Linked DNA regions of Homo sapiens: region 2 is linked to region 1. Evidence: chromatin contacts called from ENCODE Hi-C or POLR2A ChIA-PET data. All regions are on one chromosome and are shown on one strand. The core of a region is the stretch at or near the end of the contact, and the rest is flanking DNA. Distances in the headings are between cores, read along the strand shown.

Evidence for each region. Hi-C counts contacts between places; a loop is a spot of excess contacts on that map. ChIA-PET counts read pairs that join two places held with the same protein, here RNA polymerase II (POLR2A). Pooled maps may share reads with other maps.
Region 2: a pooled map shows a loop between it and region 1 (3-fold over the local background). The contact joins the promoter of EML2-AS1 here to the promoter of KLC3 in region 1. A Hi-C loop is called at or near these places in 2 of 50 pooled maps. POLR2A ChIA-PET finds 5 or more read pairs at or near these places in 2 of 52 experiments (B cell and HEK293).

Annotation. Positions count from the first base shown.
Region 1 is chr19:45,337,619-45,343,942 of GRCh38, reverse strand. KLC3 (kinesin light chain 3) reads right to left here and starts at 3,193. Exons shown (of 13, transcript NM_177417.3): 1 at 3,097-3,193. RefSeq lists a silencer at 3,208-3,297.
Region 2 is chr19:45,640,244-45,645,442 of GRCh38, reverse strand. EML2-AS1 (EML2 antisense RNA 1) reads right to left here and starts at 3,949. Exons shown (of 2, transcript NR_130729.1): 1 at 3,677-3,949; 2 at 2,603-3,218. It also overlaps a transcript of EML2 not described here. RefSeq lists enhancers at 1-54, 1,913-1,962, 2,693-2,952, 2,110-2,961, 3,483-3,542 and 3 more.

The sequences.
Region 1 (6,324 bases), core at 1,944-4,443:
TGCTTGAACCCAGGAGGTTGAAGCTGCAGTGAGCCATGATAGTGCCACTGCACTCAGCCTGGGTGAAAGAGTAAGACCCAGTCAAAAAAGAAAGAAAGAAAGGACAGCATAATATACATTCTCCTCTTAGAACACGCACTCACTTTCTCCTATTAAATATACAACTCAGTAAAAACATTTACATTTTCCTTTTAGAAATACAACCTAAGACAACACACTGACTCAGGCACACACATATACTATTCTTTCAAAAACAATCTGTATACACTCCCAACACACAGGTATATTCTCTTAGAAATAAAAACCAAGCCTGGGCGCGGTGGCTCACGCCTGTAATCCCAGCACTTTGGGAGGCCGAGGTGGGTGGATCAGTTGAGGTCAGGAGTTTGAGACTGGCCTGGCCAACATGGTGAAACCCCGGCTCTACTAAAAATACAAAATTAGCCAGGCATGGTGGTATGCGCCTGTAGTCCCCAGCTACTCATGAGGCTGAGGCATGAGAATTGCTTGAACCTGAGAGGCGGAGGTTGCAGTGAGCCAAGATCACGCCACCACACTCCAGCCTGGGTGACAAGAGCAAAACTCCGTGTCAAAAAGTGATAATATTATTTAAAAAAAAGAAAGAAAAGCCAACCCACGCAGAAACTAACTCTGTCTCTCCCACTCCCCAAATCACTCACATTCAGACCATCTCCTTGCACTTGACCGTGACACTCGCTGTCCCCCGAACTCACATGGCTCCCAAGCAGCCAACTCCCCACAATGTGCCCAACGCACCTCCAGATGCACACACTCCCAAGATTCACTATGGATCCCTCGCCAGTTTCCCTACTTCCTCTCCCTCCCACTCCAGGCCTGGCCAGCAGGGACTCCCACACCTACACGCCATGCACACACAAGTACTCAGATTCAGCTCCACTGTCGGAACAGAGAGCTGTGAATACGCGTGGAGGGATGCCACGTTCTCGCACACTTCACTCAAGCCACTGCATCCACCATAAGCAGCCCAGCGGTTTTTGCACATGTTGTACATGCACGATCACATACAGTAAGGGTCCTGTACGTTTTGTGCACCACAGACTTGATCGTCATTGATCTCTCCCTCTCTCTAGATATATGTATGTGTATATATGTGATGTATATATCAACCTTTAAAAAATTTAATTTTATTTTTTTGAGACTGAGTCTCGCTCTGTTGCCCAGACTGGAGTGCAATGGCATGATGTTGGCTCACTGCGATCTCCACCTCCCCAGGTTCAAGCGATTCTCCTCCCTCACCCTCCCAAGTAGCTGGAATTACAGGTGCCCGCCACCACACCTGGCTAATTTTTGTATTTTTAGTACAGACGGGGTTTCACCATGTTGGCCGGGCTGGTCTCAAACTCCTGACCTCAAATGATCCACCCGCTCCCCCCTTGGCCTCCCAAAGTGCTGGGATTACAGGCGTGAGCTACCGCGCCCAGCCAACCTTTTTTTAATTTTTAAAAAACTAAACTATGCCCAGCTAATTTTTGTTTTTGTAGAGACGGGGTATCACCATATTGCCCAGGCTAGTCTAGGATTCCTGGGTTCAAGCAATCCCCGCCGCCTCAGCCTCCCAAAGTGTTGAGATTACAGGTATGAGCCACTGCACCCGGCCAATCTGTGTGCTTGTGTATATCACACCATACCTATTCTCACACCTCACACACAAACATCATAAATGGTTGAACTCACAACCACACAGGTTCAAGAGTCATCCTGACAACCACAACCATTCTTCACACAATTTTGCCGATGTAAAACCTCCCTCTATAACCTCAGACACAGCCTTACACACACCACTCCACAGCCAGATTGACAACCACAGCAACAAACACGGCTCAACCACAGCCATCCAGCACTCGGGCTGTGTCCCAGACACACAGCAGCTCCCACACTCACACAGAGCCCCGGGTGCACAACCGCACAGCTGATAATCATAGGCACAGTCCCACACACTGATCCCTGACGCGGACCCCCTTTTCCATCCTGTCACCCGCTTGGAGGAGCATCCCACTTAAATGTCCACGTCTCCACTCCCATCTCCCACAAACTCTCCGTTGCACACCACTGCCAGCCACGGTATCAATGCAGATCACACACCCTCTAGTTCCTCTCTACACACACACACACACACACACACACGCACACACGGCTTCACACACCTCCACACCTCACTCATCCAACCCCAAGGTTCCACGCGCACCGTCCCATGAAACAGCTCCACTTCTGGACACAGTTCCGCCCAGCCCCATGCACCATCACAGTGACACACAATCAAAAGTCAATCATAGTCACCTATCACTGATCCAGTGCCACACTGTCCACCACACGCGCGCGCGCACACACACACACACACACACACACCAACAGGCAGAAAGACAACCACAGCCGCACAGCCTCTTGGTCAATCACACCTAATCCTACAACCAGTTCCACTCTCTGCCATGAAGACAGCCACACACACAGCCACACACATGCACATCAGGCCAAGCAGAAAGTCGACTACAGTCGCACTAGCTCTTGGTCGTAAAGTGCTACCAGCAATCCAATTCTACACACACACCATTCCAGTCAGAGGTCGCCCACGTTTTCACATTGCTAAAAGTGTCACATCATACACACAGTCCCATCACAGGGTTACACGGACAGTCGCTTTCACCCTCATACCCACAGCCTGACACACTCTCTTACACACACGCAAAGCCACACACACACACACACACACACACACAAACACAGGCAGGCAGGAGACTCCCATCGTGGCCCAGCCCCGCAAGCCGCACCAACTTACCCTGGCCTGCCCAGCCCCGCGCACCAGGCTCACCCGCAGTCACAAGGGCCCCCTCCCTCTCCCTCCCAGGCCCCGCCCCGTCCTCGCTGTTTACCTGCGCTGGGGTGGGGGGCATGGGACCCCAGCCAGGCCTCCAGATCCCGGAGAGCCCCAGGACGGGGCAGGGGGCATCCGGGAGCCCCAAGGCCCTTCCCCGTCTCAGGGCGAGCGGGCCCAGGGTTGCCCCCGCCCCCCATCATCGCGGCTCTCCGAGAGTCCCGCGCCCCACTCCCGGCACCCACCTGACCGCGGGCGGCTCCGGCCCCGCTTCGCCCCACTGCGATCAGTCGCGTCCCGCAGGCCAGGCACGCCCCGCCGCTCCCGCTGCGCCGGGCGTCTGGGACCTCGGGCGGCTCCTCCGAGGGGCGGGGCAGCCGGGAGCCACGCCCCCGCAGGTGAGCCGGCCACGCCCACCGCCCGTGGGAAGTTCAGCCTCGGGGCTCCAGCCCCGCGGGAATGGCAGAACTTCGCACGCGGAACTGGTAACCTCCAGGACACCTCGAATCAGGGTGATTGTAGCGCAGGGGCCTTGGCCAAGCTAAAACTTTGGAAACTTTAGATCCCAGACAGGTGGCTTTCTTGCAGTGCCTGCCCCAGAGCCTTTTCCTTGGTTGTGTGGCCTGCTTCGATCTCTCTTCCCACAGATCTCATCGTCTTTAGGTCTCTTCTCAAAGGCCACCTCCTCCGGCAGGCCTTCCCTGATTGCCCCCTTCTAAATGGCACCCTTCCACCAAAACATTACATACTCCTCTTGATTTTGTTCACAAAACTTTTCAGGGCCTAAAATTACCTTATTTATTTATTGAGAGGGAGTCTCGCTCCGTCACCCAGGCTGGAGTGCAGTAGCGCGATCTCGGCTCACTGCAACCTCCACCTCCCAAGTTCAAGCGATTCTCCCATCTCAGTCTCCCGAGTAGCTGCGACTACAAGTGTCTGCCACCACGCCCGGCTACTTTTTATATTTCTAGTAGAGACGGGGTTTCGCCATGTCGGCCAGGCTGGTCTCAAACTCCTGACCTCAAGTGATCCTCCCGCCTCGGCCTCCCAAAGTTCTGGGATTACAGGAGTGAGCCACCGCCCCCGGCCCCTAAAGTTATTTTATATAACATATATCACATCATTATGTTATGTTATATATTATGTTATTGGCAAGGGAATGTGATATCTAAGAATTGGGCTCAGGGTTCAAATTTGATTCCGGCACTTACTTGCTGTGCAGGCCTTGGGCAAGTAACTTAACCTCTCTGTGCCTCAGTTTCCCTAGTCAATAAAATATAAATAGTCTAAGGCTTTGAGAATTGAATGTTAACTAATACAGGGACAGTACTTTTTTTTTTTTTTTTTTTTTTTTGAGACACAGTCTCGCTGTGTTACCCAGGCTGGAGTACAATGGCGCTATCTTATCTTGGCTCACTGCAACTCCTGGGTTCAAGTCATTCTCCTGTCTCAGCCTCCCGAGTAGCTGGGATTACAGGCGCCCGCCACCATGCCCAGCTAATTTTTCCATTTTTAGTAGAGACGGGGTTTCCCCATGTTAGCCAGGCTGATCTCGAACTCCTGACCTTAGGTGATCTGCCCACCTCGACCTCCCAAAGTGCTGGAATTACAGGCGTGAGCCACCGCGCCTGGCCAGGACAGTACTTTTATCAGGGCCTCGCAAATAGAAAGTACTTAGTAAATACTCGCTACTGACTGTATATTATGGGTTCACTTTTTCTCCTCTACTATATAAGCTCTGAGGGCAGGGCTGTATATTGTCAGCACTGTTATCTTCAGCAAGAGCTTGATGCAAAGTCGGTGCTCAATAAATTGTGACTGAATGAAGGAATCAAGTCCTAGAATAGTAAGCTGGCCAAAGCTGGGAGGACACGATTCTAATATAACTTGAGGACGGCGCAGTGGCTCACACCTGTAATCCCAGCACTTTGGGAGGCCGAGGGGGCTGGATCACTTGAGGTCAGGAGTTCGAGACCAGCCTGGCCAACATGGTGAAACCCTATCTCTACTAAAAATACAAAATTAGCCGGGTGTGGTAGCGCACGCCTGTAATCCCAGCTACTTGGGAGGCTGAGGCAGGCGAATCGCTTGAACCCCAGAGGCAGAGGTTGCAGTGAGCCGAGATCACACCATTACACTCCTGCCTGGGCAACAAGAGCGAAACTCCATCTCAAAAATAAATAAATGCATACATACATACATGGCTCAATGCGCGCGGTACCCCGGTCACTACACTATGAAATGCTTCCAGCAGAGGGCGCTGCTGGTCCGTGGACCAAACTCCAGACTCGGCACAGCTCCGCGCTCCCTCCGAATTGCAGCCAACGTGCCCTCTACTTCCCTGTTGTCTGAGCCCCAGTGCTGATGCTTCCTCCTCCAGGAAGCCCTTTCTTATTTCCCAGGTTTCCAGGCTCTTGGGCTCCCACATCCAGCCCTGCCAACTCTGGGTCATCAGTGTGGGGAGACAGGTCAGTCCCATATTAGACTATGAGCCCCAAGAAGGGAGGAGGCGGCCAGGGGCCATGTCAGTCTCCACTGTGTCCCCAGTGCCACCTAGCACAGGCCCAACGCAGAGAAGGCATTTGGGAGAATAGGTGCTGATTGAATCATGGAAATAAAAATTCAAACTCATATCCTAACTACTCCAGCATTTTTTTTTTTTTAAGACAGTCTTGCTCTGTTGCCCAGGCTGGAGTGCAGTGGCACGATCTTGGCTCATTGTGTAACCTCCGCTTCCCAGGTTCAAGCGATTCTCCCGCCCCAGCCTCCCAAGCAGCTGGGATTACAGGCACCCACCATCATGCCTTGCTAATTTTTATATTTTTGTAGAAATGGAGTTTCCCATGTTGGCCAGGCTGGTCTTGAACTCTTGACCTCAGGTGATCCACCCACTTCGGCCTCCCAGAGTGCTGGGATTATAGGCGTCAGCCACCATGCCCGGCCTACTCTAGCTTTTTTAAAAGACAGGTGTCACTCTGTCACCCAGGCTGGAGTGCAGTGGCAGTCGTAACTCACTGCAGCCTTGATTTCCCGGGTTTAAGCAATGCTCCCTCCTCAGCCTCCCAAGTCCCAGGTAGCTGGGACTACAAATGCACCACCATACCCAGCTACTTTTTGTTGTTTTTTGTAAAGATGGGGGTCTCCCTATATTGCCCAGGCTGGTTTTGAACTCCTGACCTCAAGCGATCCTCCTGCCTTGGCCTCCCAAAGTCCTGGGATTACAGGCATGAGCCACTGTGCCAAGCTCCAGCTATTTCTTTCTTTCTTCCTTTTTTTAATTAAGACAGCATCTCACTGGGAGTGGTGGCTCATGCCTATAATCCCAGCACTTTGGGAGGCCTAGGAGGGCGGATCACCTGAGATCAGGAGGGCGGATCACCTGAGATCAGGAGGGCGAGACCAGCCTGACCAATATGATGAAACCGTGTCTCTACTAAAATTACAAAAATTAGCCGGGCTTGGTGGCATGGGCC
Region 2 (5,199 bases), core at 2,700-5,199, 300 kb before region 1:
GCTGGAACGAAGGGCGTTGCTATGGCAACGGGAGGCAGGGCCTGGTTGGGGGGACCGGGCCCGGGCTGGGACCGGGGGGGCCGGCGGTGGCTGTGGTGGGGCGATGGCGGAGCGCGGCCCGGCCTTCTGCGGCCTGTACGACACGTCCTCGCTGCTGCGATACTGCAACGGTGAGACCCCTCCTCAGTTCCGACCTTGGCCCCGCCCAAGGCTGGACCCATCTCTTCTTGCCCCAGCCTCCTCCTTGCAAGTCCCCAACCCCCTCCCTTGCTGAAGATCCCCCTTTTCTCTCCCTCAGCAGGACCCTGACCCAAGAGCAAGGTCCCTGGTCCCCAAAACCTAGATCCCAGCCCCCCATCCACTTGGATCCTTCTGTACTCCCGAGGTGGCTAGACGGAGAGGAGAGAAGGGGGCAGAACCCGAAGGAACCTGGGATTGGAAGGGGGAACGGCCTGGGGGTCGATTGGGCCTGGAACTCTGCCCTTTCTCTCTCCCCTCAAGCTTCTGGAATGCTCCCCTATCTCCATAGCAGGGGGACAGACAGAGGGGGTGGGGGTGGATTTGGTGTTGAGTTGAGGGCAGAGTGTGGGACTGGAAAGGGACGGCCAGAGGACTTTGCTTCTAGGATACCTCCCAAATCCTCTGGCCCTGGCCCTCCCATGCATTAGCACCATCCCTTCTCCCTAGACAAATGGGTGTGATACCAGAAGGACCACTGTGGGTGTCGGGCTCAGGTGAGGGGAGATAGGAGAAGAGGGGAGTTGGGAGGGAAAAGTGGGAAGTGAGGCCTGGTCTCTGGGAAAAGGCTGAGGATGGGGGGATGGTCAGGAGGGAGCGGAGGGCTTGAGTCACAGGGATGGGGATGGTGGAGGTGTGGGGGTTGGTAGGATGGGCTGGCCAAGGCCTGACAGTGCAGCTGGCCTCTCTGGGTGGGGCAGAAGGGTCAAGATGAAAGCACCTCTATTAACTCAGTTTGGAGGTTCAGTCCTCTGGGCACACACCCTAGTGCCAGGGACCACTGGAATTGGCAGGGGACCCAGAATGCTTATTTTGTCCTCCTCTGTCCCTCTAAGAGCCAGAATGACAGGGTGGCCATTCCTGTTGAGTATGGGTTCTTCCATTGAACGGCTGTGTGTCCGTGTAACAAGTAACGTCACCTTTCTGGGCTTCAGTAACCTTCCTCCTCCTCTCCTCCTAAAATGGATTATGCTACTACAACTACTAGAGTTGCCAAAAGCATTAGGTATCATAAAAATAGTTAATCCTATTCTGGATTTATCGAGCATCAACATGAGCCGGGAACGTGCTAAATGTTTTGCGTGAGCAGTGCCTGGCACATGTAAGCTCACAGTAACAGATGCCATTTTTCTGGTCGTATAATTAATGGTAGGTAGGACCAGGCTGAGCACAGGAGGTGATTGGGTCCCCAGCCCCCACCTACGGGCTGAGTGATCTTTGGCGTGTCTCTGCACACTCCTACTAGCCTCCTTCCTTAGTTTCCCGTCTGCAAAACGTGATGCCAACAAGACCCCTAGAGGTTTCCCCCTGTTACGAGTTCTAAGTCCTGACGGCTCACTCCTTCTGACCTCAGGAGGCTCCCACCTCCCTCTGCAGGTCCAGGCACCGGACCTGGGAGGCGCTGAGTGGGGGGCAGGGCGGGCAAGCCTCGGCAGGCGATTGGGCTACGAAGGGAAGGAGGGAGGAGCGGCGGCTGCACTGCGGAGCCCAGAGGGCCAGCTGCGCGGCCTGTGGACGCGGGATGGCAGGGGCGAGCTCCACGCCCTGTCCCCGTCTAAGCTACCACCTTTACTTCCACCAGGCTGGGAACCAGGGCTTCCTTGGTTGTGGTCAGCAATGAGTCTGGGTATGAGTATTCTGCGGGAAAAGGGGGAGAGGGGCCACTTCGGTCTCCGCCCCTCCCACTTTGGGAAAATGAGCGGGGTTGGGGGGGCGACTCGGGGAGTCATTTTGGCTGCACCCATAGGCTGGAGAGCCAAATCTGGGGCGCGGGGTACAGAGGCGAAATAAAGAAGGGGAACAGAAAAGAGGAATGCCTGCTGGGGAAGAGTTTGGTTGTCAATCCGGTCTGCATCTCCCTTGGGTCTTCTGGGTCTGCCATGCGCTGCCTGCAACCCCCAAGTCCGCCGCCAGGGGCCGCCGAAGCTCTGTCCTTGCAGCTGGCTCTAGGGTCGAACCCCAGGGTGAGGAGAGGAGGGGAAACGGGGAGGCTAGGCATGACCTTTTGGCTTGGAAAGTCTTAGAAACAGTGAAGAGACGTTGGTATTCATAACAGAATCTTCGTCGGAGGATGTTGGGGATCAATTCTAGAACTTTAGTGTCATTAGGAGTAGGTTGGTGTCATTTTGCAAATGCTCTTATCACTCATAGATACTTAACGTCTTAGTCATAAAATCAAAGAATCTTTTTTTTCTTTTTCTTTTTTCTTTTTTTTTTTTTTGAGACGGAGTCTCGCTTTGTGGCCAGGCTGGAGTGCAGTGGCGCGATCTTGGCTCACGGCAACCTCCGACCCCCCGGGTTCAAGCGATTCCCGTCTCAGCCTCCGGAGTAGCTGGGACTACAGGCACGCGCCACCACGCCCGGCTTTTTTTTAAATTTTATTTTATTTTTAATTTAATTTTATTTTAGTAGAGACGGGGTTTCACCATGTTGGCCAGGATGGTCTCGATCTCCTGACCTCGTGATACGCCCGCCTCGGCCTCCCAAAGTGCTGGGGTTACAGGCGTGAGCCACTGCGCCTGGTCACGTCTTAGTCATAGCATCTTAAAGCCAGAGCGAGAGGCTCCTGGGTTCACAGACTCTTAGAAAATAAGAGGGAAGGGACTTCCCCAAGGTCACACGGCCAGCGCGCTGTGGCAGAGAGGAGTGTGCGGATGGGTTGGAGAGCTGTGGGGATTTCCTTCCCCCTTCAGAGTCCTCTTCCTTGGCTCATGTCCAAGTGTCCCAGCCCCAGGTAGCGGGACAGGAAAGGGGCGTGGCTGGCCCCCCGCTTAGACCCAGGAAGGCGGGAGGGACCCCTTGGGCACTGGAGCTCCTGGGTGGCCCTGCAGCCGGCACTCCCCCGTCTTCCAGATGACAATTTGTCGGGCACGAGCGGTATGGAAGTGGACGACCGCGTGTCGGCGCTGGAGCAGCGGCTGCAGTTACAGGAAGACGAGCTGGCGGTCCTAAAGGCGGCGCTGGCGGATGCTCTGCGTCGCCTGCGGGCATGCGAAGAACAGGGAGCGGCGCTACGCGCGCGGGGCACCCCCAAGGGCCGGGCGCCTCCGCGCTTAGGCACCACTGCCTCGGGTATCCCCGTTAGACTGGAGGGGTGGGATGGGGAGGACCGGGGCCTGGTCCTTATACTCACCCTCTTCTGTCCCCTAACCCCATCCCTCCAGTGTGTCAGCTCTTGAAAGGCCTTCCCACCAGGACGCCCCTTAATGGCTCGGGACCCCCGCGGCGCGTGGGTGGCTATGCCACGTCCCCATCCTCTCCCAAGAAGGAGGCGACCTCCGGGCGCAGGTAAGGCACAAGGCCGGGACCCCCAGCCTCTTCCAAGACCTCGTGGGAGACAGAGGTGGTTTGTTTGCCTGAGCTCCAGCAGCAGAGGGTGCAGGGAGAATCTCGCTTGCTCACGGCACTCGCCTGCTGGCCTAGAAGGCTCTGCCCCCACCTGTGTGCTCTCTTTTAGCAGTGTCCGCCGCTACTTGTCACCAGAGCGCCTCGCCTCGGTGCGCCGTGAGGACCCCCGCAGCCGGACCACATCCTCCAGCAGCAACTGTAGCGCCAAAAAGGAAGGGTAAGGACTGGGGCGGCGTCAAGCCGCAGAAAGAGATAGGGAGGAAATGGTCGAGAAATGTAGTCATGCCCCAGGCCACGAGGTCGTAACCTAGAGTGGGGCCAGCTAGTTCAAAAGCGGGGACGGTGCCAGAGCCTTGGAGGGACCAATCTTGAGGTGGCACGGTAACAGTGGAAGGTCTGGGAGGGCGGAGTCAATATTGAGGGGCGTGGCCAGAGTTTTTAGAAGCTGGACGGTCAGGTCTACTGGGTGAGGAAGTCAGGGAGGAGCTTGGCTTATGGGCGTGGTTATTAAGGTACAGGAGAGGCCCCGTTGAGTTTCAGGGATGAAGTCAAGGCAGCAGCCACAGAGTTTCTACAAGGAAAGAGGGAGTCTGAGGAATTTAAGGGTGCAGCCACAGTGTTCGCCTGGGCGAAATTAAAATCTGGGGTACGGAGTAACAGAGGCTGAGACCAGGTGGAGGCATTCCAGATTCCAGAAGCTTTGACATCAAAATCGGGGGGCACTGCCAGGTTGAAAAGGGCGTGGCTTAAAGGTTGGGCGGGGCCGTAGGGGCGTGGTCAAATGCCAAGAGGTGCAGCCAACTTGGAGGCCTCGAAGGTATTCACATAAGGAATACGTGAAAATGGACGTAATCAGAATGCCTGGCGGGCCGGAGAAGGAGCGTTGGCGGGAGGTAGCAGTCAATTCTCAAGCAACTGAGTCAACTCAGGGACAGGGTTAGAAGGGAGGCTCAGAATGACAGGCGTGGTCAACTCCAGAGGCGGGGCCATACTGAAGATCTGGACAGAGTCAAAAACTAAGGCTATATAATTCTAGCAGTTTGGGAGGCGGAGGCGGGAATCATCGCTTGAGCTCAGGAGTTCGAGACCAGGCTGGGCAAAATAGCGAGCCCTCGTCTTTACTAAAAATGAAAATAAATTAGGCCTGGCGCGGTGGCTCACGCCTGTAATCCCAGCACTTCGGGAGGCCTAGGCGGGTGGATCACAAGGTCAAGAGATCGAGACCATCCTGGCCAACATGGTGAAACCCCCTGTCTATTAATAATACAAAAATGGGCGTGGTGGCGCGTGCCTGTAGTCCCAGCTACTCGGGAGGCTGAGGCAGGAGAATCACTTCAACCCGGGAGGCGGAGGTTGCAGTGAGCTGAGATCGCGCCACTGCACTCCAGCCTGCTGACAGAGCAAGACTCCGTTAAACAAACAAACAAAAAACAAAAAACAAAAAACAAAAAAAAAAAGAGAGAGAAAGAAAATAGCCGGGCGTGCTGGCCTTCGCTTGTAGACCCAGCTACTTGGGAGGCTGCGGCAGGAGGCTCACTTAAGCCTAGGAAATTCGAGGTTTCAGTGAGCCATGATCACGCCATTGCACTCCAGTTTGGTCGACAGAGCCACACC